Linked DNA regions of Homo sapiens: region 1 is linked to region 2. The links are chromatin loops, found by intact Hi-C in ENCODE. Cell type or tissue: IMR-90. All regions are shown on one strand. Each heading gives the region's core, and the rest is flanking DNA. Links, peaks and the distances in the headings are about the cores only.

Evidence for each region. A loop is a pair of places that touch in the nucleus more often than their neighbours do. Peaks named below come from ENCODE experiments on the same cell type or tissue, not always from the same donor. Only the 100,000 strongest peaks of a DNase experiment are listed, where the experiment ranks them.
Region 1: a loop joins it to region 2, with 6 times the contacts of the local background. A loop is called at or near these places in 5 of 110 quality-filtered maps.

The regions. Positions count from the first base shown.
Region 1 is chr5:93,575,121-93,580,395 of GRCh38, reverse strand. All of the region lies in intron 1 of NR2F1-AS1 (NR2F1 regulatory antisense RNA 1), which reads left to right. Among named protein-coding and RNA genes, the nearest start is that of NR2F1-AS1, 3.5 kb to the left of the region's middle. In IMR-90, for the core only: no CTCF peak of the experiment used is centred there; DNase peaks (open chromatin) are centred at 1,205, 1,715 and 2,195; H3K4me3 peaks cover 1,823 bases; H3K27ac peaks cover 2,726 bases.
Region 2 is chr5:93,356,654-93,361,928 of GRCh38, reverse strand. No RefSeq gene overlaps it. Among named protein-coding and RNA genes, the nearest start is that of NR2F1-AS1, 220 kb to the left of the region's middle. RefSeq lists an enhancer at 1,469-2,668. In IMR-90, for the core only: no CTCF peak of the experiment used is centred there; a DNase peak (open chromatin) is centred at 2,428; H3K27ac peaks cover 741 bases.

The sequences.
Region 1 (5,275 bases), core at 458-4,457, 220 kb before region 2:
GGCTCGCACGGCCTCCGCAGGCCGAGAGCAGAGTCTAGGCAGCCAGGGCGGGACGAGGAGAACTTTCTTCGGGGCCTGCTCGGGAGTTGCCCTCGCTCGGCCTCTGTCTCGCCGTAGCGCTAAGGCGAGGATCGCGGCCGCCGCGCCTCCTTGGAGGGGAGGATCGTGCCAGGCGAGCAGCAATCCACATTCAAAACAGGCTGCTCCCACCCCCACCCGCTATTCCCTCTCTCTCCTAGGCGGGAAACGGATGCCCGGGCGGAGGACGGGGACCCGCACGTTTAACACCGGCCCGGCTGTTCCTGCTGGTGCCGAGCGCGACCCGCGGTGGAGCCGGCTGCAGAGTCCGGCCCGGCTGGCCCTTGTGCCCGCGCCTTGCCTGGTTACGGCCTGAACCTGGCGAGCTTGGCTGCAGCCGCCCACCTGCGGACGCCGTTTGTAACGCCATCCCCTAATGTAACGCGATCGATGGCTGCCTGTCTGATGTGGGCGATAGTGTCAGCGGATTAAAAGGGACATCGAGCCGCTCTCCCGAGCAGACAACCTGCGGCGGCGGCGAGAGAGCACCGGGATTCGCAGCCTAGCAGCCGAGCCAGACTCCCTGCGCCGCTGCCAGCCGGCTGGGGGCGGGGAGGGGGTCGCCTCCCAGGGGTGGGGACAGAGGGGGTGTGTTGAAAGGAAGAGGCTCAATTAAAACCAACAAGAGCGCTTTCCTCCGTGCGGGGCAGGGGCGTGCGTTTGCGTCAGAGGGCGCGCGGGGGGCGGGGGCAGCCGATGCTGGGGACTGCACCCGGGGGCTGGGGGGTCTCGGAAGCGAGGAGGCCTTGCCTAGCTGGGCTGGCCCGGGGTCAGGCCCTGTAGGTGAGGGCCAAGGCGAGACGGGATGACAGCTGAGCCTGCCCGGGAGCAGAGGCGCCCACCCATCCTTACTGTGGGCTCTCCGTGCCCCCACAGAGCTTTCAAACTTGAAAGAGGCCCCTGGGACCCGGCGTGACCCTAGCGGTGGGGAGAAGTTGGGCCCGCGAGGCCTCAGGCGAAGCCGCGGGCTCCTCCGGAAGGAAGGAGGAGGGTGAAGTCCCCTGTCCTAGTCCCAGGGGTGGGAGTGGGAAGCTGTTGGTGGTGATGCCCGGAGCAGCGGAAGCCCGCGGCTTTTCGGAGGAGGGGAGCGGCTCGCACTCCTACGGGGCATCCTTGCCAACTTTCTGTCACAAGAGGGGGCGGGGAGAAACCAAGGCTTTTCGAGGAGGGCGCTGTCCCCCTCTGGAACTCGTCCGGCCTGAGTGGCACTTAGAGCTCAGTTTCTCTTCGGAAGCCTGTGCTCCCCGACCGCGGTTGCACACCCACAGGGCGCCCCACTTGTGCTCATAGCCCTGCCTCCAGCAAAAATGTCTTCCCTAGAGGCACTGAGAGGTCAGCTTAGTTCCTGGGAAGCCCTTTCTTTCTTTCTTCAAGGCTCTCTTTTGATACTGGTCCCAATTGGCACACTTGTCCTGGGCCTAATGCGACCCACACTCAACCAGGAAATAATGATATCTGTTGTTGTGGGGTAGGGTACCTAATAGAAAACTGATCATAGTTTTCGAGAGTACTTAGATCCCCCAATTGGGAAATCCTACATACTTGTCCAGGCACGCTCAGCTGCAGGAGCAGAAAACGCAGTTGTAGTGTCCACGTTTCTTTCACCCACCCCCTCTTCTTCAGATCTCTCTCCCTCCCTTCTAGGCCAGGCCTTTCACCTCGGAACCTTAAGCTGAGTCTGGACGTGGTTCTTGGACTCGGACCGCTGTGGCTCTTGCCTCAGCATCCTACCCGAGGCCTCCAGCCAGGCCCACAGGGGCTCAGCCCTCTCCAGGGTCTCTCTTTCGGTTTGGCGGGTCTGGGAACTGTAAGGGCCTTGCCGGGGCCTGGGCTCCCGGGAGCCTCCCTTCCTTCCTCTGCCTTCCTGGTTCCCACAGACCTGTTCAGTGCACACTAGATCTTTAGTGTAGTTCCCCAAAAAGGCGATGAGAAGGTACCGCTCCGCTTGGGGAAAGGAATTAGGCTGTAAGCCTATAGTACCCCTTGCGGGCTGCTAGCATCAAGCTCAGCGTTAATCACGTTTTAAAAGACATACCAGACAAAGCTTGATCTCTCCCAGCTTGCCACCCAGTAAATTGTGATCTGGTGAGAGAGGAAGAGAAGCACAGATCGGTTTGGCTGCACATTCAGGGTTGACTTGCGTTCCAGGCCCCAGAATCCGGATCTAAGCGGACTGTCTGTCTGTTAACATATCCTCTCCCTCCATATCTTTCTTACCACGAGGCTGAACCATTTTTCACTAATTCTATGGGCTTTTTTTGATATTGATATCTTGGTCTCCCGAAAGTCATTCATTTTAGCTTTTTGGTAAGTCACACTGAACAAAAGTGGCCTTGTAAAAACATTTTCTAAATCTAGTTCAAGAGCCATGGGACCCTACAAATGATCAGATATGTGTAGGAAATTCTCTTTTATACCTCTTCCCTACCTCAAAATCGTTAAAAATGGTATTATTCTGTTTAGCAAGACCACAGAACAGAACTAACCCCGTTTTATCGAGCCCATCTGGAGAGATGAACATGCCTGCAATCATTGAGAAAAAGGTCAGTGCCTCTGATCTTGCTGCAGACCTTTCCCAAAGAGCTTATTTGAAAGGTGCTGAATCAATTAGTCTCCCCTGGCATGAGATTAAAGCCAGGAAGGACATAGTTGAAGATGTATTTAAAATGGTCTCACACAGATCTTTTGGAAGAAAGGGTGGAGAGAGGTGCAGGAATGCCCATCTAATGTTTTGTGATTACTAAAACACAAAACCAAAACAAACAAACTAAACCCCAGCCTATCTCAGAAATCTTTACCCCCAAGACTGAACCCAGCCTATATTGTGGCTGCCTAGTTGTAAAAAGTTCTGCCTTTATCAACAAAAAACCAGGTGGATAGGCCAAGTTAGGAGTCAGGCTTCTGGTGGACTGCCTACCCTTAGCGTGCACATATAGTCAAACCATGAACCCAACAGACTCCAGGGTTTACTATCGCTCTGGTAGCCCAGGCATTTCTTCTTTGTCACCTTTGGGTCGAAATGCTCAGAGATAAGTGCTGTACCTTAGTTTAGTTTTCTATCTCAAACCGGTCATTTAAAGCACGTGTTTTGAAAAAGAGAGATAAGGGAAGCACTTCTCCTTTTGGCCTAGGCCCCCAGTTAGAGGGCCCAGGAGAAGCAGCAGGAGGAAGGACGGCAGGAGAGCAAGCACTGACCTTTGGATGCAAATCGAGCCTTTTTAGAGGAGGAAAAGTGACAATCATTCTTAGCACACCAGTGAAGCTAGAGCCAAATATTTACTTTTTATAAAAATCAAGTCTTAGCTATCTAAATGCATTTATGCAAAAAGAAAAAAGGAAATAATTGAAGACTTTTATGTTATAAAATTTATTTATTTTAAATACCCAGCTTGAGTGAAGAATAAAACCGCATGGCTATTCTTTCCAGGGAAAATGGATTAGGTTTGGATGAAAGTTGAAGTTTTGAAATGAGTCTGAAGGTTGTTGGAGTACCCTGAGAATACAATCAACTGCTCTACATAATCATTTCCCTTAATAGTTACCTGTCAGAGCACCTATTTCTTCTACTACAGGATTAGCCCATCAGAAGTAGATCTGAGTTGGATATTTCACTGACTAAAGACTGCTCTAATATGTTTCAGTGTTTAATGTCACTTTCTTTACTGCCTATGAGATAAACTAGTGGAAAAGTATTGGCTCAAAAAGCCAGCAGGTCTGCTGGTGTTACCAGTCATGTTGCAATTGTATTTACCTATCAGAACGTTGATCTAAATAATAAACCTAACATTTCCTTCTAAACTGTCAGTGGAAAGATATATTTATTACAATGTCCTCCATCGTTGAGGAGAGAGGAGGTTTAGCTAAAGTTTAAATGAAAAAAAAAAAAAAGCACAAGCATAGGACACCACTGATATAAGCAATAGAACAGTAAACAATTATGCCCTTTGTTATGCTATATATATTTTATTTACCCATTTCAAAGGTGGAAAATAAACCTAGCCCATCTTTGGGGGGAGTTAATAAAGTATTCTGAATGCATGATCTAACAAAACTCGGGGATCGTTCTATGTTTTATTGTTACCCCCCTGCATAAAGTCTTCTGAAGCTGAAAAGAGAAAGGAAAGGGCTTTTGTGTTAGTTGATCCTTGGCTATTCTAGGGCTCAGGTTGGTGTGAAAGGGATGAGGAGGTCACTTGAAATCTCCTTTTATCTACTCTTATTTTCTCTCTGGATCAGCAACTTTGAATAGACATCATCTAATCGCTCTTAATGGAAAGAAACTATGGGAGCAACAAAAATGCCTTTACTCCAGAAGTGAATACATGCATGCGGACAGCTAGCTGAGCTTTCATAGAACTGAATCTCTGCACACATGTACTTAAAGATTTTTCAGTTCATGGATATATATGTCAATATTTCCCATACATGGGGGGCGATGATTAGGTAGGTTATTTTACCCTCATGCATAAGTATGCACACACGTCTACCTTAGAATTCTCTAACAAGCAGTCTAGGTGATACTTTCAGCTGACTCTTCATTTAGCTTTTTCATGCCCTCACTCTCTGGGCATATTTAAGTACTGAAAAAAAAAAGCAAACAATTAAGAACACAATGGACAGCTTTTTCCAGAAGTCATCTTATTTCCTTTCTGTTTTCAACTGGAAGTCACAGTGACAGGAGGATTTCTCTTCAGGGGGAGGAGATTGTGTGACAGGTGGGAGGTAATGGGGCAAGACAAGACCTTTACTTTCAATTTCTCCCCACAATTTTTTCTTTTTGCTTGGAGTTAAATTGGTTAAAATACAATAAATAGTGGAAAATAAGAGCCTGACATTAGGCAGTTTAAAAGTTTTACATGCTATAGACACGTCTCCAAATTCTTGAAGCTGAGCAATTTATCATAATTTATTTGAAATAGGAATTATCTTAGGAAGTCTCACATGCTGGTTAAAATGTCCAAGTTGTCTTCCAGGCATTGTTATAGTATTTACTTCAAAAAGAAAAACATCTCCCAGGACATTTAATATGAATGATAATCCAGAAAAGGACATTGGATTTCTAGGACTGAAAGCACTGGGCTTTACCTCCTAAGAGGAGGATGCTCCCCCCACCCCATGTTCTTCTAAGTAAAATTCTCATTGCTCCCAGAGCTTGGGACACTTTAATGTAAAATTCCATCAAGGGAATACTTGGTTA
Region 2 (5,275 bases), core at 771-4,770:
CCCTTCGTCTGCAGTATTTTTTCCAACCGTTTTTGTTTAGTCTCAAACAAGGAGCATGTTCTCCAGACTGGACATTGTTAGTGGAGCGGGTGAGCGGATTGTCCTTGGCCCATCTTCTCTGCTTTCTGTGCGGTGTTTGATCTCTTTAGCTCTGGAGCTGTGGGGTGGGTGGATGGACACTGAGTTGATCCTTGTTTCTTTCTTTTTTTTTTTTTTGAGACGGAGTCTCGCTCTGTCGCCCAGGCTGGAGTGCAGTGGCGCGATCTCGGCTCACTGCAAGCTCTGCCTCCCGGCTTCATGCCGTTCTCCTGTCTCAGCCTCCTGAGTAGCTGGGACTACAGGCGCCCGCCACCACGCCCGGCTAATTTTTTTGTATTTTCAGTAGACACGGGGTTTCACCGTGTTAGCGATCCTTGTTTCTAACAAGTGCTCACAAGTTTACCTCTGCTCCACAGATACTCTCTCTTCCTCCTGAGGGGCTGCTCGTGTGCTGAACTGATGCCTTCCAAGCAATAGGATGGAAAGTTTACCCTTTTATGGGCCCTTATCAATATTTTCATCATATCAAAGGGAGAAGCTACGTTGGAGCTGTGAGGCAAATATCGTTTTGAATTGGAAGTCACTTTGACTTTGCATTTTTAATTGTATTAACAGCAGTGTACTGGAGTAGCTTAGAAAATGTTTACAACTTGGCCCAGTCAACAGACTTATTTACTGAATAATTTTCAAAAATTAGGTTAAAATGTACAGCATTTTCTCTGCTATCTCTGCCAGTTGGTCTTTGAGCCAAGCCAAGCCAAACCAAACCAACCAAACTACACAAAAAAGACCAGGTTTGCATGTTGAATCTGGAATGTTTTGAATCCAAGGAAATAACTTACTTATTCACGTTTAGTTGGAGTAACATGTTTATGGGTACTAGATTTTAATGCCAGTAGTTTGAATGGGTGCTTTCATGCATATTTACTTACTTGGTTGACAGAGCACTAGATATCAAATGTGGAGTAGACTGCTTAGGGTTGCATGATTCAGAACGTGGGCATGACATCTTGTCTTTGGGTCTTGATGAGCAAACACTTTATCTCAAGACAGTGTCCTCTAGCTCATAAATATATTTTACTAATGATGCATAAATATTAAAAAGAAATATGGAAGTGTACTATGAAACTGTTCACTTCAATAAACCATGACATAATGAAAGGTAAAGTTTTTAGTTTGTTTTATTAATCATCATGAATAATAACACCCCAGCCCCATTAAAGGGCAAATTATTGTTATGCCTTGCTTAACAACGGGAAACACTTTGAGAAATGCGTCCTTAGGTGATTTTGTCACGTGAACATCATAGAGTGTACTTACACCAACCTAGATGTATAGCCTGCTACATACCTGCACTATACAGTATAGCCTATTTCTCCCAGGCTACAAATCTGTACAGCATTTTATTGTACTAAATACTGTAGGCAATTGTAACACAATGGTGTTTGTGTATCTAAACACACTTTAACATAGAAAAGGTACAGTAAAAAATATGGTATTATAGTCTTATGGAACCTAAATGCTATTATGTGGCACATCACTGTAAGATGACTCCCTCCTCAATTTTTTTTAACCCTAAAGTAGAAACCATTTAATTTTAGTCAGTTTTGTTTGTTGTTTCATACATTTTTCCTCCAGCTTGGATGCAACTGTCAAACTTACTTCTGGATGACCTATAAAGAATGAAAAGTAATTGGATAATACAGTTATTCCATAAATTGAGACACATGTCTCAGCTGGACAAATATTGCTGACTCAGCCTTCCTTCCTGCCATTTAATCCTTTTTACTTGAAATAAAAAAAGTCCCGATTTTCATACCTCAAATAGACTTCTTGAAACAGATTTGAAAAGAAGAGCCTATTGCCAGCGGGAGCAGGACTCCCCAGTTGCGTCTCCGTCATCTCAGCTCACCTGGAATGCTGGTCGGGTGGTGACAGTGACTGACAGGGCCAGGCTCACCTTGGTGTGAGGGCTGAGGGCTCCAGGCTGATGAAACATATCTGGAAATGTGCCCAGTGGAAACACAGAGCGGCGTGGGTACACTTTCATGCCAAAGATATTCGGGAATGGGTCCAAAAACATCTTCTGTAACAGGAAATGAAAGAGGAAATAACTTGTTATTCCAAAGGGGTGAGAGGGTTGGGGTGAGAGTTGAAAGAAGGGCTGAAAAGAGAGAAAAAGAACTGAGCTATGAAGGTGAGGTGATGTTGAAGAGGGGATGTGAGTAGTTGGAGCTGGAAATGTTAATGAGCTCACAAAGATAAGGAGGAAGTAGGGACTGTCTGGAAGCTAAACACACCATCATGGAAAGGACAGCTTTGCCAAGAATAACAACATCAAGATAATTAAAGGAAAAGGCTAACGTAAATATGAGGAAAAGGAGAAAACGCTGACGGGTCTTAAATACCAGAACATTCCAGCTCAGCATTTCGTAATTGACAACATAAACAGGAAAAGGAAGGGAAGGCCTTCTGCAGCCACACAGACATTCCATCCTATGATATTTGTGTTATCATTCAGTTTTCTGTTGACTCAGGATGCATTGGGTGGGATGAGAATTATAACTTTTATTGTTTTATCTCTCTGCGTCCGGTATGTTCTGTACATTTGTCAGAAGGCCATGATACTAGGATACTTAATTAATTTCCTGAATCGTGTTATTCAGTAGTGTAATTTTGTAGTGTAAGCTGTAGAACCAAATCATGTATCTCTATTATATATAAAATTTTCTTGAGCTCTTTTCATGCTAACTAATGGAGTGCCTGCAAAACAATTTTAAAAGTTGATAAAACTAAGTAAGTAGTATACTGACCACACACAACCTCACACTGCATGACACCCCACCTATTCTGTTCTGTAAGCAGTTCACATCAAGCTCCAATTTGTGTTCTCTTTCTGTTCCTGAGCATTCCACAATCTTCTTTCCAGAATAAAATTGTTTGGAAGACTGAAATCTTTTCCAGGGAGAAGGGAATTATAAAGTCCACAAGCAAATAAAAATAACATGTCCTTTTTAGTATGGAGATCCAAATTAGACTTCTAATTTGGTAAAAAAAAAAAAAAAAAAAAAAAGCAATGGTGGGATCTCTTCCCTAAATTATTACCCAAAAGAATGTTTATATATAACTTCATTTATTGTAAAACAGTATGAAAAAGACCAGTAAATATATTTCCTTGTGTGATGAAATTCACCAGTCTAATTCTTCTTTAATGCTTCTCTTTAACAAAATTCTCCTGAGGGTAGTTTTGTGTGTATCTAAATTTATAATACTAGGTATATACCACTCCAAAAATGTGTATCAATACATAAAACCCTAGGAACAGTATGTGACTAACCAAACTCACTATTGCTTTATTTCCTCTCTCTGGTTAACTTTATGATAAGTTTAATCTCGTTCTACCCTTTAAAAATATTTTCATAAGTTGTTTCTTTACTGGTACATAGCATTACTTACATAACAGTTCATAAAATCATAAAAGCTTGACATATTTTTCCTCTGTTGCCAGGAGCAGTTGGTGACAAATAATATAAAATAAAAACTTTAACCTTGGCTTTTTCACCACCATAGGAGCCTGAGGATTTATCAGTTTTCTCTATGTGTTCTCAAAATGTAAAGAACCAAGAAAGACTACATTTGAGTAGACAACCTATTTTAAAGGCAGGAGATCTATTTGGCTATCAGACAGGCATGGAGCCTTGGAGACACAGTCTAGACCTGGCTTTGTCACAAACTGCCTATGTAGCACAAGCAACAAGTCAAGTAAGAACGGGGTGAAAGAGGTGCTGCCTTCTAATGAGGCTGGGGAGAGGAGCAAAGGAGGTGGGGAAAGAAAGAGAGCAAGGCCTGAGAGAAGACTTGGAGTTGAGGAACAGGTTATTCAGACTCATCAGAAGGAAAGAATACTGAAAAAACCTGGAATCCAGTTTAAGGCAAACAGAAGAAAAGATAGTGCATTTCTATGTCAAGGTGTCCCAAGAGGGTAGTCTAGTTGAAACTTTTTAAAGACCTAATGGGATTGTGGTTGGATTTTGAAATTGAGGATGTGGTTTTCAACCACCGGACAAGACTGATAAACTACAAAAAATGCACTCACCTGGCTATTGGTACCCACTGGAAAGGGATGTATTCTCTGTAATTTCTCTGTATGTTTTTTTAAAGCAGAATATTGGTTGGGATTATTCTTATTGCATTTGAGGAAAATATATATGTATTTGATTTCTATTTCTTGTTATATATAACTTTTGAACCATGATCTCAAAAATTTAAAACATCTTTTCAACACATCTCAAAAATATAGCATAGCCCTCAATTATTTTTGATACTAAAACAGAGTGAGTCTGGAACAATTAAAATATGGGAATACCTAGAACTTGAATCTAGAAAGAACCTGAAAAAGTGAATCTCTTACATCATAACTTTTAGTAGAAGAAGGAGAAATAACGACTAAAGATGGGTAAAACAACAAATGTACAAAACAGCCTCATAATGCATCCATGAAAAATTGAAGTTTGCACCGAACATTCTGGACTACATACTTCTTCCTATGTTTTAGAAAAGATTGCTTTTAAGCTCACTCAAGGCAGGTGCTATGACACATTCATCATAGAGCTTCAGCCCCAAAGTTCACCATCTAGCTTACATTTTTTTGCACACAGTAGAGGCTCAATATTGTCGTATCAAATTGAAAATAGGATTCAGATGTTTCTTAGAGTTAAGTCTCCTTTTCATTGTTAATTTTCAATTATAGAGAAATACATAATTAGTGTATAAAAGGAATTTCCACTAAAAGTCTCTGGGATGCTGAAGTGATGATACATCAAATCCAAGTTGTATCTTTCTTCCAGGTGGAATCAGGGACAGACAGACATAGGTATTTATCTGGGTACATGAACCATGCTTTATGGCAACTCAGAAAGTGCCATTTACTTACTGCCCAAGAAGAAGATGTATTGTAAAAGACAGAAATCACCAGTATTTTGTGTTCTGGCCCTGTCTTCAAGGCATCCAGAGAGACTCCTGGAAGAAGGACATTTTTTCTGCAGTTGCCTTAGGACCACATGAAAAAATTTAAATTATTATTTTTTTTCTTTCCAGGAACAGACTTTTTTTTGGGGTAGTATCATCTCTTAGTGTACACCAAATCATAAGAAAAAAATTCATAAAACAATTTCTTCCTTTTGCTTTAGAGTTTAATCAGCTGCAGGATGCATGAGGGGAAGTTTGTGGGCAGGGC